2 separate regions of the Homo sapiens genome follow, and region 2 is linked to region 1. The links are chromatin loops, found by intact Hi-C in ENCODE. Cell type or tissue: dorsolateral prefrontal cortex. All regions are shown on one strand. Links, peaks and the distances in the headings refer to the core of each region. The heading gives the core; the rest is flanking DNA. Region 1 overlaps SYTL3 (synaptotagmin like 3). Region 2 overlaps EZR (ezrin).

Region 1 (16,142 bases), core at 6,528-9,027:
AAGAGATTGAATTGGTAATTTGGCATCATCTAGAAGAGTTGAAGGGGCATATACCCTATCACTCCTGGTTATATGCCAAGAGAAGTGCTTGCACATGTGCACCATGAGCAGAGGGAAAAACTAGGACATAAGACAAATGTTCATCAACAGGATAAATGACTTGTGTATTCATTCAGTGGAATGATACGTAGGATTAGAGATGAATGAGCGGCAGTTACAGCAACATAGATGAATCCCAAACATAATATTGAGTGAAAAAAAGCAAATTATGGAAGAATGTATACAGAATGATCCCATTTATATAAAAGTTCAAAAACAGGGAAAACTAAGCAGTACATTGTTTAAGGAGACACATCAAAATGGTGAAACCATAAAGAAAACCAAGGGGGTGATAAATATAAAATCCAACGTGGTTATTACCTGGTTACGGGCAGGACTGTGATAGGGAAGTCACTGGTTATGTTCTGTTTCCTAAGCTGGGGGGCAGGGGTACATGGGTGTGCACTTTATTATAATGCTTCCAACCGTATAGGTATATTTTATATATTCTGTTTTACATATTTGAGATTGCATGAATGTGTAATGCTCAGTAACTTAAGAGTAAATGAACTGTGAAGAATTAGAGATGGAGTTTTGAGGGATTTTTTGTTTTGGTTTGATTTTTTGAGACAGAGTCTTGCTTTGCCGTCTAGGCTGGAATGCAGTGATGTTATCATGGCTCACTTCAGCCTTGACCTCCTGGGCTCAGGTGATCCTCCAACTTCGGGCGTCGAGTAGCTGGGACTACAGGTGCACACCACCACACCCAGTTGACTTTTAAATTTTTCGTGGAGATGAGTTCTCCCTGTGTATTGCCCACGCTGGTCTCAAATTCCTGGCTTATGGAATCCTCCCTGAGCCAGGTGCCTGGCCAGTTTTTGGGTTGTTTTGTTTTTCTTTTTTGAGATGGAATTTCGCTTTATTGCCCAGGCTGGAGTGCAGTGGCGCGATCTCGGCTCACTGCAACCTCCATCTCCCAGGTACAAGCGATTCTCCTGCCTCAGCCTCCTGAGTAGCTGGGATTACAGGTACATGCCATCATGCCTGGCTAATTTTTGTATTTTTAGTAGAGACAGGGTTTCACCATGCTGGCCAGGCTGGTCTGGAACTCCTGACCTCAGGTGATCCGTCCACTTCATCCTCCCAAAGTGCTGGGATTATAGTTGTGAGCTTCTGCGCCTGGCCTCCTGGCCGATTTCGAGTATTTTCACAAAAAGCTTAACCTAGGGGGAAGAAGAGACCCAAGACTGGGGCTAAAGAAGGGCACAGATAGAGGAGGCTCACTGTGATTTTTTACTTTGGAAAGTAGAGCCTGTTTCTAGCCTGTGGAGAGGGGGCTTGGGCTGCTGCTGGTTGGGGGGTCATTGCCATCACTGGGGCTGCCAGAGGAGCCATGAAGGGCAGCGTAGGGGCCTGTATGGAGGGGTCAGCCTAGAACAGGACAGGACATGTCTTCCTCTCCGCCTGGATTTCAGGGGCTGGGTGAGTGCAGATGGAGACATCTGTCATGCTGCGTGCGACCTCTAGACTCAGCAGAATCCCACTTCTCAGCGGTTGGGAGGAGCAGAGTCTTTGAGGCCCCTGCAAGGAAACAGCACAGTGCGAGGCATATGCTTTCTACTTCCACTTTTTTTTCTTTTGCAGGTGGTGGGTGGCAGAAGGGACGGGAATCCGGCTCATGGCCTTGACATCCAGGCAGGCGAGAGAATCTCTAGTTCCATGGTCTTCGCCAAATGGAGTAGGGCCTGAGGAAGGCAGGACGAGCTTCACACCCCCAGGAATATTCCAGAGGGTTATGTGGCTAGCATTTGACCATAGACTGCATGGATCAGAAGCTGCCCACCCAGCACTAACGTTGCTCACTATTAGGCTATTAAGTCCTTTCTATCAACCCAAAAATTCCAGCAGGAAGCCTGGTAAAGAAAACGCTGGCATGTGGGTTCTCTGCTGCCCCCAAACTCTTTATCCACCCCTTTCCCTGAGTTCTCACTCTGTCCCCGCTGTGTTTGGCCCCTAGGTATGTGAAGACCTACCTGTTGCCCGACAGATCCTCCCAGGGAAAGCGCAAGACTGGAGTCCAAAGGAACACCGTGGACCCGACCTTTCAGGAGACCTTGAAGGTACTTGCTGGACAGATATTCCTGTGCAGAGTCCTCCCGAGCCCGGGTGGAGCGCCTGGGGCAGAGTCCAGTGGATGGTGCTTTCAAACTCTTGACTCAGTTAGATATAATACAGACACCTATATGTTTCTTCGCAGCTCTGTCAATCAGTGTTAAGTTGGTAGAAAATAAATGTCAGCCTTTGTACAGGAAAAGTGCAGAGTCTGCCAGACTCAGGAATGGCTTTTGATTAATGATTTCTGAGAAGATGGTGAAAAAGAACCTGGCTGCCTCTTTGTCTCGGGCTAACACCGGGGCACAGGATAATTTTAAACATTAGTTTGTCTTAGTGAATGTTTCTGTCAAAGAGGTGCTCTCAGACAGAGTGCCCTGAAAATTAAACTCCTGAGTTACTGTCTTTGTAAAAGTGCCCCTTTATTGTATTTCTGACAAACTCAGGTTTCTTCTAATTTTATTTTTTTTAAATGAATCCTTTTATGAAAAATCTTACAAAGGAATTGTTTGGGTTTTCACTTTCTATGATACTAGGAAATGTGATTGATGGTTGAGGGCAGAGATGGGGCCATGCGCTCTGATGTCGGGTGGAAGGCTGCAGCTGAGGTCTGGTATCTGCAGAGAGCTGGCTGTGGTGGCCCCAATCTTGGTGCAGGGTGAGGGGGGTAGCCCAGAGCTGCAGAGGCTACCCTGCCGGGGCTGGGCAGCCAGAGGTCCCCTCGTCTCATGCCTATGACAGGAGAGGGCTTTGTTTGCCTTTCTTGGCAAGTAGGGGGTGTCTGTGAGCTGCCAGCCAGGGGCCATCTGGGCAGCTGGCACAGAGCCCTGAGTTCATTAAATAATAATAGCCCTTGTTTCCTGGGTCCCTACTGTGGCCAAGTGCTTTATATACAGCCTGGGGTAATTATTAGAATCCTCATTTACCCACGGGGAAACTGAGACCTAGAGAGTCCTTAGAAATACAGCTCAAAGCCACAAAGGACTGGCAGTTCTCAAAATTTGTGTGCGTAAAATCCCATGGGGATTTACATTTTTAAAACATTTCTTCTTTTCTTTTTTTTTTTTTTTTTTTTGAGATGGAGTTTCACTCTTGGTCGCCCAGGCTGGAGTGCAGTGACATGATCTTGGCTCACTGCAACCTCCACCTCCCAGGTTCAAGCGATTCTCCTGCCTCAGCCTCCTGAGTAGCTGGGATTAAAGGTACCCACCACGATGGCCAGCAAATTTTTTGTGTTTTTAGTACAGATGGGGTTTCACCATGTTGACCAGGCTGGTCTTGAACTCCTGACCCCAGGTAATCTGCCCACCCCGGCCTCCCAAATGCTGAGATTACAGGCTTGAGCCACCACGCCAGGCCTAAATTTCTTATTTTCTAAGATGCCCCTGTACTTAGAACTGGGGATTTTTTTAAAATGCAGATTCTGGGCCGGGCGCGGTGGCTCACGCCTGTAATCCCAGCACCTTGGGAGGCTGAGGCGGGTGGATCATGAGGTCAGGAGATCGAGACCATCCTGGCTAACATGGTGAAACCCCGTCTCTACTAAAAATACAAAAAATTAGCCGGGCGTGGTGGCGGGCGCCTGTAGTCCCAGCTACTTGGGAGACTGAGGCAGGAGAATGGCGTGAACCCGGGAGGCAGAGCTTGCAGTGAGCCGAGATAGCGCCACTACACTCCAGCCTGGGTGACAGAGCGAGACTCCGTCTCAAAAAAAAAAAAAAAAATGTAGTTATATAATTGGAGTTAAAAGGTTACCTACCTTAAAATGTACACAGAATCTCAAAGATATCACTTAAAATTTTTATCCATGGGTCTTATCTAGTATATTGTGAATATTTTATAGTCCTGGGAAACTTTCCAGTTACAATTAAAATAATCGGCATCTCTAATTGATCCTAAATGCAAAATAACCCAACACCGGCCAGCCTCATCCTTAATAGAAATATGCATAAGATGCGAAGGATGGGAAGCCGGGGAGGCCGATCCAGCATTAAAAGTCTCGCTAGAAGCCAGTATTTCCAATCACAATCACACCTTTGTGCAGCACCCAGGCTTTGTGCGACCTGAGGTGAGCCATCAGAGTACGATTCAGGTGGATGAGGCTGTGAGAACTGTCTCCAGCCAGTTTTGAGAGAAGTGCACATCAAATGCGAGGATCTAGAAATTGATCCTCAAATTTTTCTGAGCAGAGTACTTCTTGGCAAGCCTTTCTGGACCCAGGGAGACTTGTACCCCATTTGACACCACTGTCCTGGGGGCCTGGAGAGGATGAAGTGATCTCACTGGGTGACATTGGTCATTGCCTGGCCCTGCTCTCAAATGATCCTTACACCTCATTCCCAGCTGAGCCTGGAGCAAGCCTTGTGGACCTAACAGGGCTATGGAAAATAGGTCTGGTTTGAAAAGGTAGATTCTAGGCTGGGTGTGGTGGCTCACGCCTGTAATCCCAGCACTTTGGGAGGCCGAGGCAGGCGGATCATGAGGTCAGGAGATCGAGACCATCTTGGCTAACACGGTGAAACCCCGTCTCTACTAAAAATACAAAAAATTAGCTGGGCACAGTGGCGGGCACCTGTAGTCCCAGCTACTCGGGAGGCTGAGGCAGGAGAATGGCGTGAACCTGGAAGGCGGAGCTTGCAGTGAGCTGAGATCACACCACTGCACTCCAGCCTGGGCGACAGAGCGAGACTCCGTCTCAACAAACAAAACAAAACAAAGCAAAGGTAGATTCTGTATGTAGCAGGGAGTAGTCCTATTGACAGAAAGGGGCGAGCAATGGGTAAGGACCCAGGAGAAGTGGCTGAGCGTCGCCCACACACAGCTGGAGATGAGAGAGCTGCCTGGGGGCCCGAGCCCGACCCTGCTAAGTGGCGTGGCGTTCTAGTAACCGCTTCATTTCTCAGAGGGCAGCAGATGCAGCTGGCCAGCTGCCTGGACTAACTGATAAGGAGTGTAGCTGGAATATGGGGAATAATCACATCAATCCAGAGTTTATAGACAGAGATTGAATGTGGGGCAGAGTCGGAAATGGACCCATGGGCTGGGTGTGGAGGCTCACGCTTGTAATCCCAGAACTTTGAGAGGCTGAGACGGGTGGAGGGCTTGAGCCCAGGAGTTCGAGACCAGCCTGGGCAATGTAGAGAGACCCCATCTCTACAAGAAATTAAAAGATTAGCCGGGCATGGCGACGCCTACCTGTAGTCCCAACTACTTGGGAAGCTGAGGTGGGAGGATCGCTTGAGCCTGGGAGGTGCAGGCTGCAGTGAGCTGAGATGGCACTGCTGCACTCCAGTCTAGGTGACAGAGTGAGATCCTGTCCCCCCAAAAAAGATATGGACCCATAGACTTGAGGGAAAACTGGCTAAAAGTTACCCAAAGGCAGGAGAAAAGGGAATGTGACCCAAGAAATGCCCATCTCCATGGCCACAAGCCACCCCAGCGGGGAGGAAAAGGAGGAATGAACTGAGGAAGCTAACCTGGCCAGCCAAGCCATTTGTGCCTGGCCCGCAGACATCAGAAGTGTGGACAGAGCCTACAGGCAGCCCCCAACAGAGCAGGGGACGGCCCTGCTGCGCCTCCCCTCTGTTTGCAGAGGCTGAAGGAGGGAAATTACCGTGTCTCAGTTCCTGTTTTATTCCATCTCGTTCCTCGATTGGAAAGATGGGTAAAGGTGGGCATGAGGAGATGAACCCCAAAGCAAACAAACCGCACAGCTGCTGCAAATGGGTGCAAGTGTCCAGCCTCACAGCAACAGCCGTGTCACGAGGAGTCACCATTCAAACCCCAAACAAGCGCCGGAGTGGGGGCAGCATGGGCCACAGAGGTCAGCAGCGAGACTCGGGCCTGGACACAGTCAGTGCACGTGAATCTGGCCTGCAGTGTCGGCTACCAGACCAAGGGAGGGAGGGTCACTGAATTTCCAAGCTGCTTTTTTTTCACCTGCAACATGGTTTGAATTATACTGACCTCATAGGGTGCGTGTGAAAGCTAAAAAGATCAATGCATCTAGAAAGCCTGGTGTGAAATAAATAAGTGTTCAATAACTTGTAGGGTTTGTTCATTATTGAGAAAATCCAACTAATAAGCTTAAAGTGAGGCCCTCAGAGGCTGAGGTGGAGTCAGCCACACCTTGGGAAGGGCTGGGTGCCACTGAGGGGCCTTCGGCCTCTAGTCTCTATGGGGCAGAACCCATGCTTGGCTGGGGAATGGGTTCCCTCGTCACTCTTGGGTGTGTTGGGAGCCCCCTGTGTGGACAGTAAGAACATCGTGTTGGCCTCTGCCAAGCCAGCACAGGCCCTGCATGCCTGAGCACAGGCACCGTCCCTCCAGGGCAAACACGTGGTGTTGCGGGGAATGGAGGAGGGGGGAGTTCATGCTTTGCTTTAAAAAATAAATAAATAAATGCAGGCTGGTGCAGTGGCTCACGCCTGTAATCCCAGCAATTTGGGAGGCCGAGGCAGGTGGGTCATTTGAGGTCAGGAGTTCGAGACCAACCTGGCCAACGTGGTGAAACCCTGTCTCTACTAAAAATACAAAAAAACAAGCCGGGCGTGGTGTTGGGCGTCTATAGTCCCAGCTACTCAGGAGGCTAAGGCAGGAGAATCGCTTGAACCCAGGAGGCAGAGGTTGCAGTGAGCCAAGATCGTGCCACTGCACTCCAGCCTGGTGACAGAGCGAGATCCTGTCTCAAAAAAAAATTTTTTTTTTTTTTTTTTTTTTTTTTTTTAGTATTTTTGGGCCTGTTATCATTATTTTTGGCCAAGCCTGGCTGGGTGCAGTGTTTAGATGCAAGTTCAAATCCTGTGCGAGCATAGACTTTGGCTTGATTTCTAGTAGGCGTGAGCTGGACAAGGACTTTCATCCTTGTCTTGTTCTAGGAATTGGGGGTGGGAGGCTACCAGGGCTACCCTTGCCTGTCCCCAGGCAGAGCACTGGGCACCTGGGGAGTAGGGGGAGGGGTTCTTGAGCAGAGAGAGGACCCCCCCGCCCCACCCTGGCTGTAAGCACCTTGACCCACCCTAACCACATCAGGTCCCTGGCTGCATCCGCATCTTGGACTCAGCCTGTGGGAGGGAGGCCTGCGCCAGGCCCCGGGAAGTGGGGCCCTGGAAGGTGGGGTCCAGAGATGGGGATCCTAGGAGTGCGGGCCCCGGGAGCCCAGCTGACCATCTCTTCCTTGCCTCTGCAGTATCAGGTGGCCCCTGCCCAGCTGGTGACCCGGCAGCTGCAGGTCTCGGTGTGGCATCTGGGCACGCTGGCCCGGAGAGTGTTTCTTGGAGAAGTGATCATTCCTCTGGCCACGTGGGACTTTGAAGACAGCACAACACAGTCCTTCCGCTGGCATCCGCTCCGGGCCAAGGTGATGTCTGGTTTTGGACTGAGTGCCCTCCATCCCCACTGTGATAGATAAATAACTTTTCAGAGAGATCCCAGAAGAGAAAACGTACCTGGCAAGACTTGGACCCAAGACTGTGTGTTCGCCGGCCTGGCGCTGTGACTTTGAAATAGTTACTTTCTTGTGGGTGGGGTGGGCGGAGGGTTTGTTTTAACTGGCTCAGCTCTGTTCAGGTACCCGAACAGCCCCCGCCTCAGCATCATACACAGACCAGACTGGATCAGGTCCTGTGGCTTCCCCTGGCGGAGGCCTCCCTTTGCTGGTGGCTGACCTGCTGGAAGCTGGCCATGCCTTTCCCTGGGGGCACCGCCCGCAGCTATGCGGTCCCCCAGGGGGCTACAGTGTGTTGTTTCTAACCTTTCAACCCCAGGCACTCTCAATAATAGGTGACAATAACTAACAGTAATAGGTGACAAATGGCTGGACCCGATGCTGTGAGGAAGGCAGAGGCCGCCCTGGCTAGGATGTGGGGCTCCAGCTCCTGGTTTGGAATTGCACGGCGGGAGATAGATAGCACGTGGGCTGGGGGTGGGTCAGAGGAGCTGATGGACTCCATTTAGGATCCGTGTCCCCCAGGCTATGCAGGTAGGAGGAGAGGCCTGGGAGAGAGGTTAGCATTTCTCGGAGACGCTGCTTTGTACTTTGCTGTGTCCAGATCCCGGACTGGGAGAGAGTTCATGTGAGACCACGAGGGATGAAAAACGTGGGCTTCTGCCATCTCTTTAAAAACCCCAGTGGGGAGCCTGGACACGGTGGCTCTTGACTGTAATCCCAGCACTTTGGGAGGCCGAGGCGGGCAGATCACAAGGTCAGGAGATTGAGACCATCCTGGCTAACACAGTGAAACCCCGTCTCTCTAAAAATACAAAAATTAGCTGGGTGTGGTGGTGCACGCCTGTAGTCCCAGCTGCTCTGGAGGCTGAGGCAGAAGAATCACTTGAACCTGGGAGGCAGAGGTTGCAATGAGTCGAGATTGCACCACTGCACTTCAGCCTGGCAACAGAGCGAGACTCTGTCTCAAAAAAAAAAAAAAAACCCAGCGGGATGGACTACTCCCCTCAGCCAAGGGCCCACGGCAGGCCCAGCCTTCTGCTCCGACCTGGACATAAGGCACAAGGGCCATCTGGCTTCTTTTCCTCTCCGGAGCCAGCGCAGCTGGGATTCGCATTATCTCTGCCTGGAAGCTTCTCAGGTTTCAGCTGAGGCCTCCTGGTGAGCCACCTGCCCCCTCCCTGCTCCTCCAGGCAATGCCCACTCTCCCACTGCCTGTGCTGACTCCCCCAAGCTAGAGTCCGGGCTTAGACCTCCCCTTCCCAGTGCCTACCTGGAATGCATCCCCTATCCAAGGTCAGCCCAAGACGACCCAAAACCCACCTCCTCCAGGAAGCCATTCCTGATTACCCCTACCAGAAGTGGCCTCCCTTCCAGGACCCGGAGCTCAGGACGCCTGCCATCTCGGCCTGATCTTTAGCCTCAGTGTCCCTTTGCTCCTGCCCCAGCCACGTTGCGGGTGGGTGAAGCATCTGGCTTCCATGCCTTCCGTGCCTTCCTCTCACCCCCGCTCTGTCATCTCTCAGAACAGCATTGGCTCCTCCGGGACGCCCTGAGTTTCCAGCCTGAACTCCTTCTGTCCGAGGCTGAATCCCCCGTGCACCCTGCCTCTCCCACACCTCTGTCATCAGCTCGAAGACAAGGCCTGGAACAAGCACAGGGCTTGGCATAGGACAGGCGGCCACCAGGCCTCATCAGACTGAGCCTGCTCTGGCAAGTGGGTGAGGAGCAGGTGGCACAGAGCTGCAGGTGGCACAGAGCTGCAGGTGGCACAGAGCTGCAAGGCATCCCTCCTAAAGCCAGTAGGGTGGGGAGTCCGCCCACAGACCCGCCCCTGGGCTCTGTTCCGCCTCGGTTTCTGGCCGCTGAGGCTGGAGGCAGCCATACCTCATTTGGCACCCGAGGGCCAGGAAGACGGGCTGGCCCACGCGGGCTCCCAGGAGTCCTGAGGCCTCTGAGGGTAACTGAGAGGGCTGCTTCTCAGTGCTGGCAGGAGCCATGGTGGACCGGATGTGTCAAGACCAAACTTGTCCAACCTGCAGCCCGGGACGGCTCTGTTTTTTGGTTGTTGTTGTTTATTTTGAGACGGAGTTTTGCTCTGTCGTCCAGGCTGGAGTGAAGTGGCGTGATCTTGGCTCACTGCAACCTCTGTCCCCTGGGTTCAAGTGATTCTCTGCCTCAGCCTCCCTAGTAGCTGGGATTATAGGCGCCCGTCACCACACCTGGCTAATTTTTTTGTATTTTTGGTAGACATGGGGTTTCACCATGTTGGCCAGGCTGGTCTCGAACTCCTGACCTCAGGTGATCCCACCTTGGCCTCCCAAAGTGCTGGGATTACAGGCATGAGTCACCATGCTTGGCCTCAGGATGGCATTGAATGCAACCCAACACAAATTCATAAACTTTCTTAAAACATGAGTTTTTTTGTGATTTTTTTTTTAAGCTCATCAGCTGTTGTTAGTGTATTTTATGTGTGGCCCAAGACAATTCTTCCAGTGTGGCCCAGGGAAGCCAAAAGACTGGACACACCCTGCTCTAGACTCTTCCCAATACTCTCCTCCCACCCCACTGGGAGAAGGATGGTGTGGATTTCAGGCTCATCTCTTTCCCGGCCCTCTCTTCACTCACTTTCTGGTAAAACCACTCATGACAGAAGTGCCTCGGTGGGCAGGGAGGTGTCCTCAGACTCACCACACCCTGAGGGGCCACCCCCTGTGGCTCTGGACAGAGACTACACCCCATGCTGTCCCCAGTGTCTGTGCCAGTCCTTGGCATGGAAGGGCAGCGTGAATCTCTACTGACCTGGGTGGGGTGGATGGGGTGGAGGCTTGAGTTCATTTCTGTTTTTCAAACTCAGGCTGTGTCTGGGTTTTCGTAGAAATGTCTTAGGGAGTGTGCAGTGCCCTTGAGTCCCTTCACTTCCTCAGGCTCATCTGGCTCTGGTTCGCTGGGGTGGCCAAGCTGTTCCTCCCCATGCTGGGGTTGGGGAGGGTGGGAGTGAAACCATAGATGGAAGGAAGACCAGTCCTGCCACGGACACACCTGCTCCACCCAGGGCCTTGCAGGGGCCAGGGGGAAGCATCTGTGGACGAAGCTGAGACAACCAGAGGAACCCAGAAGGTTCTTGGGACTTGGGGAATCCTGTCCCTAAGCTCTGCCTCTTGTCCCCAGGCGGAGAAATACGAAGACAGCGTTCCTCAGAGTAATGGAGAGCTCACAGTCCGGGCTAAGCTGGTTCTCCCTTCACGGCCCAGAAAACTCCAAGAGGCTCAAGAAGGTCAGTGGCCTCCAGCTCCCTGGACATTGTCTGTGTCATTGTCTGCAGAGCCTGGTGCTGCAGGCAGACTGAGGTGGGGTGAAAGTTTTCTAGCATTTCCTTTCTACGTCCCCGTGCCCAGCTCCAGCAGCTCTTCTTTCTGAGCCATGCAGCGAGCCCGGGAGAGGTTCTCTGGAGCCCGTAGTGGGGGAAACGGGTGACCAGAAGCAGACAAGGCCTCTGATGCCCTCTCTACGCTCCTCTAAGGACACTGCCCTAGGCCTTCCTCCCAGGGGCAGATTGGATGGTCTCTGGGGAAACCGTGGCCCCTCCTGAAGAGCAGAGGCTCCATGACAATGTGGAGCCAAGAGCACTGGTACCTGCAGGGCTCAGACGAGATAAATCCCCGCCCCCAGGCATGTGGGTAGCTGCTGCCCAGCAAAAGAAGTAGGTCAGGAGGGAGGGTCCTCAGGGACCCTATGGAGATTTTACTCCTTCAATAACGTGGGGCGTGTGGAAAGCAGGAGGGTGGAGGAGGAGGAGGGCGGGGAAGGAGGACTGGGAGAATGCACATTTCTTTTTTTTTTTTTTTTTTTGAGACAGAGTTTTGCTCTGTCACCCAGGCTGGAGTGCAGTGGCCCGATCTTGGCTCACTGCAAGCTTCGCCTCCCTGATTCATGCCATTCTCCTGCCTCAGCCTCCCGAGTACCTGGGACTACAGGCACCTGCCACCATGCCCGGCTAATTTTTTGTTTTTTTTCTTTAAGTAGAGACAGGGTTTCACCATGTTAGCCAGGATGGTCTCGATCTCCTGACCTCATGATCCGCCCACCTTGGCCTCCCAAAGTGCTGGGATTACAGGCGTGAGCCACCACGCCCGGCCCAGAATGCACATTTCTGTTGTGTATTTTGCTGACTCCCTATTTGGCTAGAAGAGGAAATTCTGCTACCCAAGTTCACGGGGTCACCAGCAGACCAGCAGCAAGTGCCCCATGGCCATCCCAACCTCCTAGACAGGGTCTCGGGGCTCTCACTTTCCCCCAAACTTCTGGCTACAACTAGACTCAAACTTCGGCATCTTCCCTCTCCTTGCGTTCCTCTTTACTCTTTTCTAGGATCTTAGTAATCCCTCCATCCTGTCCTCCACCTGACCACAGAGCGGCACGGTGTGGGCAGCGCCACAGCCTGTGGGCAGGGCCAGCAGAGCCCACTGCACCACTCCCATCTGCTCTCTCGGGGTCTGAGGGCTGTAGCAGATTCTCTAGCTGAGCTCTCGGTTTTGGGGTGGTGGTACTGCATACTAACGTATCAGGAGACATGGTTTGACAGTGAATACTGGCTTTCCTTCCAGGGACAGATCAGCCATCACTTCATGGTCAACTTTGTTTGGTAGTGCTAGGAGCCAAGAATTTACCTGTGCGGCCAGATGGCACCTTGAACTCATTTGTTAAGGGGTAGGTATTCGATGTAATCAAATATTTATTGGTGATCTAGTATACATCACAACATGGCCCAGAACCTGCAGCGAACACTAAAAAACGTAAGCCACTTAAAACGTCTTATTTTAGCTTTCCTATGAAAATCTAACAACACATATTAAAGACCCTGATTTCCAAAAATTCACGGGATGTGTACATGCTGGAGTACTCGAAACCCTAATCTTCTCAGTTCTGTGATATCAGGAAGCCAGTTTTGAAATCAAGCATGAAAATGTGGTGTGGTCAGTAAATATTTCCTAAGCTTAACATCTCCTCTTGGACCAACAGTAAAACGCATGACTGTCCACATTTCATTCTCATTCAGTATAGGTGCATTGGCCCCTCTAAAAGTAAGGCAAATACCATTATTACATTGAATTGCAAACTCCCCGTCAGTGACATAGGGAAAAATGACGGTCAAGATAGAACTCAGGCTGGACGCAGTGGCTCGTGCCTGTAATCCCAGCACTTTGGGAGGCTGAGGCAGGTGGATCACCTGAGGTCAGGAGTTCAAAACTAGCCTGGCCAACATGATGAAACCCCATCTCTACTAAAAATACAAAAATTAGCTGGGTGTGGTGGCGGGCACCTATAATCCTAGCTGCTCTGGAGGCTGAGATAGGAGTCTTCCTTGAACTTGGGGGGAGGAGGTTGCAGTGAGCTGAGATGGTGCCACTTCACTCCAGCCTGGGCGACAGAACAAAACTCCGTCTCAAAAAAAGGAGAACTGAGCTTATGTTCTAATCTTGTTGCTTATCTGCATGGCCTTGGACAAGCTTGTCTGAGTTGATTTTCCTGAGAACAGGGTTAAAAGGAGATAACGTGTATCTGCAGTCATGGTGGGAGGCACCCCAAGGAGGAAAGATTAAGATGAGGGCCACGAGGCCTCAGCATGCAGCTCGCCCTTCATACCTGATGCAGAATTCGGCCCTAAGGGAAATGTGCCGAGTCCTGTGGTTCCCACCCTGCTTCACTGGGGAGGGTGTGGATGTTGTGGACTTGGCACTTTTCTTAGTGCTTCCCGTCTGCACTGACGCACAGGCCTCAGGAGAGAAGGCCGTGTGGATGGCAATGATTGCAGGGTTTGTGTTCCCTCTTCAGCTGTCTCACTCTGCCAGACCAACAAAAACTGAGACTGAAGTCGCCAGTCCTGAGGAAGCAGGCTTGCCCCCAGTGGAAACACTCATTTGTCTTCAGTGGCGTAACCCCAGCTCAGCTGAGGCAGTCAAGCTTGGAGTTAACTGTCTGGGATCAGGCCCTCTTTGGAATGAACGACCGCTTGCTTGGAGGAACCAGACTTGGTTCAAGTAAGTCTGAGACATTGAGCCCAAACGTTTATACTTTGTGATTATCCTAATGGGTACCGTGCAAAGAAAATGCTTCCACCAGGGCAGTGACTTAACTGGTTTTGAAATTGCCTAGCCTGCCTTAATTGGAAATGCCTAAGTCTAGTTTTTACTCTACAGCTGAGCCATAATACAGCCAAGTATTTTGACAATTTAAATCAGATTTAGATCTGCTAAAGAAACAAAAATTATAGGCCTCCAAACGGGCTAGGTACAGTATTTGCTTTTGTTTCTGGCGTCAATCATAAAAGGATTATTTTCTTAAATGAAAATATCTTCTTAAACAAATGGCAATTCAGAAAGTACTTCATCAAAAGTGGTCAGAACAGCAGTGCTGTCCAGAGCCGCTCGGCAGGGCACCGCCGGCATGGTAGGTGGACAGCCCTCTGCTGTGAGGTTCTGTGCCTGGCACTGCTTCTGGCTGCCAGCAGTGTCCCTGACATGATGACAACCAAAAACACCTGCACACATCTCCAAGGACCTCCAACTGAGAACCAGTGACTGAAGAGAAATAAGCTTCACTGCTCCATTGCTTTTCAAAGATATTTTGTCCAAAGCATACTGTCTTCCTCTAAGAATCCCTTCCCATGGGCAAGCCCAGCCCCCAGTCTGAGACGGCCCCACCCAGCTAGCCATGCTGGTGTGCAACTATCCACTCCCTTGGTGAAGACCCAGCCCACCAAACCAGAGTCCTCGCCTCACTTTCAAACTACAGAACTCCAGGCTGTTAGAGCCTCGCAGAGCAGAGGATGCCTGCGTGAATCCCAGTCTCAACACCAGCTTTGTTGGGGTGGGAGTGGTGGTGGCGGCGTCTGTCATCAGTGGTTGGCCTTTTAATGTGGACTTGAGGTGAAAAACTTCTGGCTGGTCATCATTTTTAAAGGGATGAGAGGGGATGAAGTGGTGCCCTCCCCGACCATGGCTAAATTGTCTTCCTCTCTTACAGAGGGAGACACAGCTGTTGGCGGGGATGCATGCTCACTATCGAAGCTCCAGTGGCAGAAAGTCCTTTCCAGCCCCAATCTATGGACAGACATGACTCTTGTCCTGCACTGACATGAAGGCCTCAAGGTTCCAGGTTGCAGCAGGCGTGAGGCACTGTGCGTCTGCAGAGGGGCTACGAACCAGGTGCAGGGTCCCAGCTGGAGACCCCTTTGACCTTGAGCAGTCTCCATCTGCGGCCCTGTCCCATGGCTTAACCGCCTATTGGTATCTGTGTATATTTACGTTAAACACAATTATGTTACCTAAGCCTCTGGTGGGTTATCTCCTCTTTGAGATGTAGAAAATGGCCAGATTTTAATAAACGTTGTTACCCATGTCCTCCAGTGCTTATCAAATGAGGTAAAAGGCCGGCTGGTGGGCATGGTAACTCCCCCCTGTAATCCCAGCAACTTTGGGAGGCTGCAGTGGATGGCTTGAGCTCAGAAGTGTGAGATCAGCCCAGGCAACATAGATACCCTGTCTACAAAAAAACCAAAAAATTATCCAGGTGTGGTGGTACACACCTGTAGTCCCAGTTACTCAGGAGGCTGAACCGGGAGGATTGAGCCCAGGAGGTTGAGGCTGCAGTAAGCCCCGATCATGCAACTGTGCTCCAGCCTGGGCCAAAGTAAGACCCTGTCTCAAGGCGGGGGGGGGAGTCACAGCTTCGCTGTGAGAAGCACTTTATTTTTTGAGACGGAGTCTCCCCGTCACCAGGCTGGAGTGCAGTGGCACGATCTTGGCTTGCTGCAAGCTCCGCCTCCCGGGTTCTAGCAATTCTCCTGCCCCAGCCTCCCAAGTAGCTGGGATTATAGGTATGCACCACCACACCAGGCTAATTTTCGTATTTTTAGTAAAGATGGGGTTTCACCATGTTGGCCAGGATGGTCTCGATCTCCTGACCTCGTGATCCGACCACCTCGGCCTCCCAAAGTGCTGGGATTACAGGTGTGAGCCACTGTGCCCGGCTATGAGGAGCATTTTAGAGGAGCCTGATGAGTGTTGGAGCAGTCTTTCTCTCCTGTGGAAACCATCTCGAGGAGGTTAGGTGACCCATGGAGCACCATGTCTTGGGTTGGTCAGCTCCAACTTACCAGTGTACCCCCAGGGACACCACGGCCCCTCACGAAACCTGGCCAGAGGACAGCATAGAGCCCAGACGAGTCGGCGGTAGCCCTCCCACCCCACACACAAGCACACACCCGTGCTGCTTCGTGCCTTTGCAAAGCTTTTATTTCATGTCTGCGGCATGGAATCCACCTGCACATGGCATCTTAGCTGTGAAGGAGAAAGCAGTGCACGAGAAGGAATGAGTGGGCGGAACCAACGGCCTCCACAAGCTGCCTTCCAGCAGCCTGCCAAGGCCATGGCAGAGAGAGACTGCAAACAAACAAACACAAGCAAACAGAGTCTCTTCACAGCTGGAGTCTGAAAGCTCATAGTGGCATGTGTGAATCTGACAAAATTAAAAGTGTGCATAG
Region 2 (4,393 bases), core at 1,108-3,607, 57 kb after region 1:
GGGCACTGAGGCTGCAGTGAGCTGTGACTGTGCCACTGCACTCCAGCCTGGGTGACAGAGTGAGACCCTGTTTCCAAAAAAAAAAAATTCACATTATTTCATTAACAAAAGAGGCCAGTGTGGAAGGAATAAAAGAGGAACAAGGAATGGGATCTCTTACTTCCCTACCATTTATAGGGAAGGTCTAGCCTCTTTTTTTCTCTTTGAAAACAAAGAGCCAAAATGTGAGAGACCACTGGGCACTGCCAAATGAAGCTGTTACTGGACTCCCTGCAGAGAGAAACTCAAGTCAGAAGAATATTATGTTGAATGGCCTGCCCAAGTATAGGTAAGCAGTAAATTAGCTATGAAATTCTTGTTTTTATGGCTCTTTTTCACAGAGTCATCCTAGCCCCTATTCGAGTCCCAAATACCAATAACAGCACTCCTGGCATTTCAGCCGGACTGTAAGGCGGCTGGGCATCAAGTGACTGCTTTCACCCAAATGGGTGCTCTGAAATCACACTGGGCTTGATTGGGGTGCAGGAGAAAGGAATATATAATAACTGCCCTTTTCCTATTGAATCAGCAGTACCATCTGGAGAGCTTATTTAAAACATAAGCACCCAGCCTGCACCTCACCCTAGAGATGGAAGTCATTAGTTCTTCAAGGGACCCAGGAATCAACAGTCTCCAGACAATTGTGTACACAAAATTTTGAGAACACTGCACTAAATTAACCCTTCCTCTTAACTTTAGGTATGTACGGTGTGTACATATACTAGGGAAAACAAAAAGCTACTGAATTATTTGGATTTAAAAATAACGTAGTTTAAGGAGTCTGGTCCTTTAATATTTTGGGGGGCAGTGGATGTAGTAATGAAAGAAGGCAAGGACTTTTTTCATCAACGATTGTCACAAACTTATTAACATGTAACAACAAATCCAGACTCCCCACCTTCCCCCACACCTGGTCCTTCTCCAGGATTACTTACCTCAGCGATGGCACCACCACACATCCACTTGCGCAAGCCAGAAACGAGAAGTCAGCCTCGACACCACCCTTGGCCCTGCATATCCAACCCATCACCAGGCACTATCAATTCTACCTCCCAAAGAACTCTCAAATGCATCCACTTCTGTTCCCACCACCACCACCTTGGTCCAAGCTATGAGCTCCCTCAATGGTCTACCATAACTACCCTTGCTGTCTCCTGCCTCCTGTGATTTTCCTATTACAGATCACAGTCAACTTTTCAAAAGGCAAATCTGATCATGTCACCTCCCAGTCAAAACCCCAAGTTAAACTAAAAAACACCCAAGAATGGCTTACAAGGCATGGCCTGACCTGTCTTCCTCTCTAGCCACATTGGGCTTCATGTGAAACCCCAAACTCACACTACTTCCTCCCACCACAGGGCCTTTGCACACGTTGTTACCTCTGCCCAGGGAGGTCACGTCCTCAAGGATGCCTTCCTGACCTCCCCTATTTGCACCCCCACCAGCACATACACACTTCATCTACTCTCAGGCCTCATGTACCCCTCTTCAGGCATACTCTCTGAAGCTGCAGTTTTACATTTACTCTGGGATTGCTGTCTGTCCCCGAAACCAGACTGTAAATCCACTGACAGGGACTGTGTCTGTGAACATCCAAATACATTCATTGTGCCTTACAGCGTGATCATGGCAAATCACTCATCCTACCAGCACCTCTCACTGCCACATGGCAAAATGTTAGCTACCTAATTCACCACTGCCCCTCGTGGAGGAGGAGGGGTGGAAACAGATGCTACGCATCCTCCTCAATTGCGAGGGGATTGTGAGGGGGGAGTACATTCAGTAAACTGTCCCTGTTAAAATATTTAATAGAAAAGGTTATGTATTCCCAAAGAGGCAAGGTAATCTCAGAAATTACCTTAAAATTTTGGCACAGTAGAAATGTGAACACACTTTCAGAGTTTTCCTAATGAAAGGTAAACCTGCTTTTGTATTAGAAATGTCTATAACACTTCAGAAATGAACAGGTAAGATGTGTTGGAGCCACTTAAAGGCAGTTCAGCTCTATGGTTCTCATGACAGCTTAAAGAGATCTCAGCCCTGAACACAATCCCCTTTTCCTTCCAGAGCTTAACTACAGCAGTGTTCCTTGCTCACTCCCCATGCCTTCTTTCCACTGGGCAGAAGAAAGCAAGTGTGGGAGAAAGGCGCTCCGCAGTCACCCTAACATGAAGGGGCGGGCAGAGAGGATGCTTCCGGGACCAATGATCTGAGCACCAACTCCTACAACTCTCCCTAGATGGGGCAGACCCACAAGGCCACACAGCACACCATGTCCTGGGGACTGGCCTGAACAGAGGCCAAGGCTCCCTCTGGAACCCCAAATCACCCTCCTTGGACGTCAGCCAGTCACACATGAATAGAGTCCCTAAGCAGCTGTGGGAAAAGCAAAACCAGACAACAAACCACAGCTGTTCCTCCCTGTGGAGTGCTGCCGCGTGCGCCCCCCAGCCCTCAAGCAAGATTCAGCTGAAGTGTTACTTCTCAATACAGTCTGCCAATTTCCCCATCAGATGATTTTCCTTTCCCCATCAGATTTTCCTCTCGACGTTACCTAGGCTCTTTCCCAGTCTGACAGCACTTAGCGGGTTTTCAATTTCAGCATTTACCCCGCATCTTGGCCCAGGTACCAGACACTAAGCTTCCAGAGAACAAGGTCTGCCTCGCCCTCTGTGCAGGTCACTCCGCTTGCTGATGAATAAAGTCTTTTTTTTTTTTTTTTTGAGACAGAGTCTCACTCTGTCGCCAGGCTGGAGTGCAGTGGTGCAATCTCAGCTCACTGCAACCTTCACCTCCCAGGTTCAAGCGATTCTCCTGCCTCAGCCTCCCAAGTAGCTGGGACTACAGGCATCCATACCACGCCCGGCTAATTTTTGTATTTTTAGTAGAGATGGGGTTTCACCATGTTGACCAGGATAGTCTTGATCTCTTGACCTTGTGATCCGCCCACCTCGGCCTCCCAAAGTGCTGGGATTACTGCCATGAGCCACTGTGTACCGCCTCAGTCTTTTAAGTAACTGTTGCTTTTGGGAAACAGTATTAGGAGAAAACACAGGAAATGAGTATTTTCAGTTATACTGTTTTATGAATAAAGTCATCCACTCACTCAGTTCAGGCAAATCAATCAAAAATACTTTGCCCGTTGAATTCAAGGGTTAACAGTTGCAATGAATCAGGTGGAAGGCCAACTACTCAGAGGTATCCATCCTTTAAGTGTGTTTGCCCCTTAATCCAGTTGTTAAACATTAAGCCCAAGAAAACCACCTAACATTCTTCGCTAACATTCTTAACTTAGGCTTGAATAATTAGAATCAATAAACCTTTGTTTAAAGGACACATCCACAGAGCTGTTGGTGGATGTTTCATTTTAACATTTACTAAGGCAGCAAAAAAACCCCAAACCAAACCAAAACTAACTGGATCCTCTCTAACAGCCTTAAGAAATGTCATATTCAAATATGTGCAACCTACGATGCTCTTCTCAGTGATTTGTGGGATGGCTCTAATATAATTTACACACAGAAAGGCTTAGTGTGTTTAACTTATCTCTAAGACCCTCCTCTGCCAAAGAGGGGGCAGGGAGAAATTTCCCATGGCAGACAGGTATGGCTGACCTAAAAGGAAGCCTCTCAAAAAAGGGGTTTTGTTTGTTTTCAGACAACATCTCACTCTGCTGCCCAGGCTGGAATGCAGTGGCTTGATCTTAGTTCACTGCAGCCTTGACCTCCAGGGCTCATCAAGCAATCCTCCCACTTCAGCCTCAGTCAGAGCGCCAGCCACCACACCCAGATAATTTTTCTATTTTTTGTAGAAACAGAGTCTATGTTGGCCAGGCAAGTCTCGAACTCCTGGGCTCATGTGATCTGCCTGCCTCAGCCTCCCAAAGTGCTGGGATTACAGGCTCGTGCCTGTAATCAGGCCACCTCGCCTGGCCTCAAAAAAAGTTTAAAAATTTTAATTGTAGATATTATACAGAATACAGTCTTTCAAAGAGTAACTCTGGCTCTAATACACAAGGTGATGGCTACTGTCTTTCCTTAACAGTTTCACAACTATCTTCACTTTATCAAATGTCAGAAACATCTTTTAAGTTCTGATCTATCATAAAAGACCTCTAAAACAAAATGAAATGAAAACATACCTGCCATAAGAAATAAGAGAGAGAAGGGAGTTCTGACATTGCAACATGGATGAACCTTGAAGACATTATGCTACAGGAAATGAGACTGTCACAAAAGGACAAATGCTATCACGATTCCACCTGCATGAGGTATCTAAAGTTGTCGAATTCATAGAGACAGAAAGTAGAATGGTGGTTGCCAAGGGCTGGTGGTGGGGATGGGGAGGGAGAGTT

The links. Hi-C counts contacts between places; a loop is a spot of excess contacts. Peaks named below come from ENCODE experiments on the same cell type or tissue, not always from the same donor. Only the 100,000 strongest peaks of a DNase experiment are listed, where the experiment ranks them.
Region 2: a loop joins it to region 1, with 2.2 times the contacts of the local background. A loop is called at or near these places in 5 of 110 quality-filtered maps.

The regions. Positions count from the first base shown.
Region 1 is chr6:158,749,872-158,766,013 of GRCh38, forward strand. SYTL3 (synaptotagmin like 3) reads left to right here. Exons shown (of 18, transcript NM_001242394.2): 13 at 2,057-2,159; 14 at 7,340-7,510; 15 at 10,769-10,874; 16 at 12,205-12,307; 17 at 13,433-13,638; 18 at 14,624-15,000. The coding sequence ends at 14,733. It overlaps EZR (ezrin), which reads right to left. Exons shown (of 14, transcript NM_001111077.2): 14 at 15,877-16,142. MIR3918 (microRNA 3918) reads right to left here and starts at 14,882; the gene lies at 14,790-14,882. RefSeq lists enhancers at 5,440-6,024, 9,172-9,847 and a silencer at 12,986-13,280. In dorsolateral prefrontal cortex, for the core only: no CTCF peak of the experiment used is centred there; no DNase peak of the experiment used is centred there.
Region 2 is chr6:158,811,801-158,816,193 of GRCh38, forward strand. All of the region lies in intron 2 of EZR (ezrin), which reads right to left. Among named protein-coding and RNA genes, the nearest start is that of EZR-AS1, 4.0 kb to the right of the region's middle. RefSeq lists an enhancer at 1,418-1,467 and a silencer at 4,245-4,304. In dorsolateral prefrontal cortex, for the core only: no CTCF peak of the experiment used is centred there; a DNase peak (open chromatin) is centred at 2,311; H3K4me3 peaks cover 1,598 bases; H3K27ac peaks cover 1,444 bases; H3K27me3 peaks cover 1,443 bases.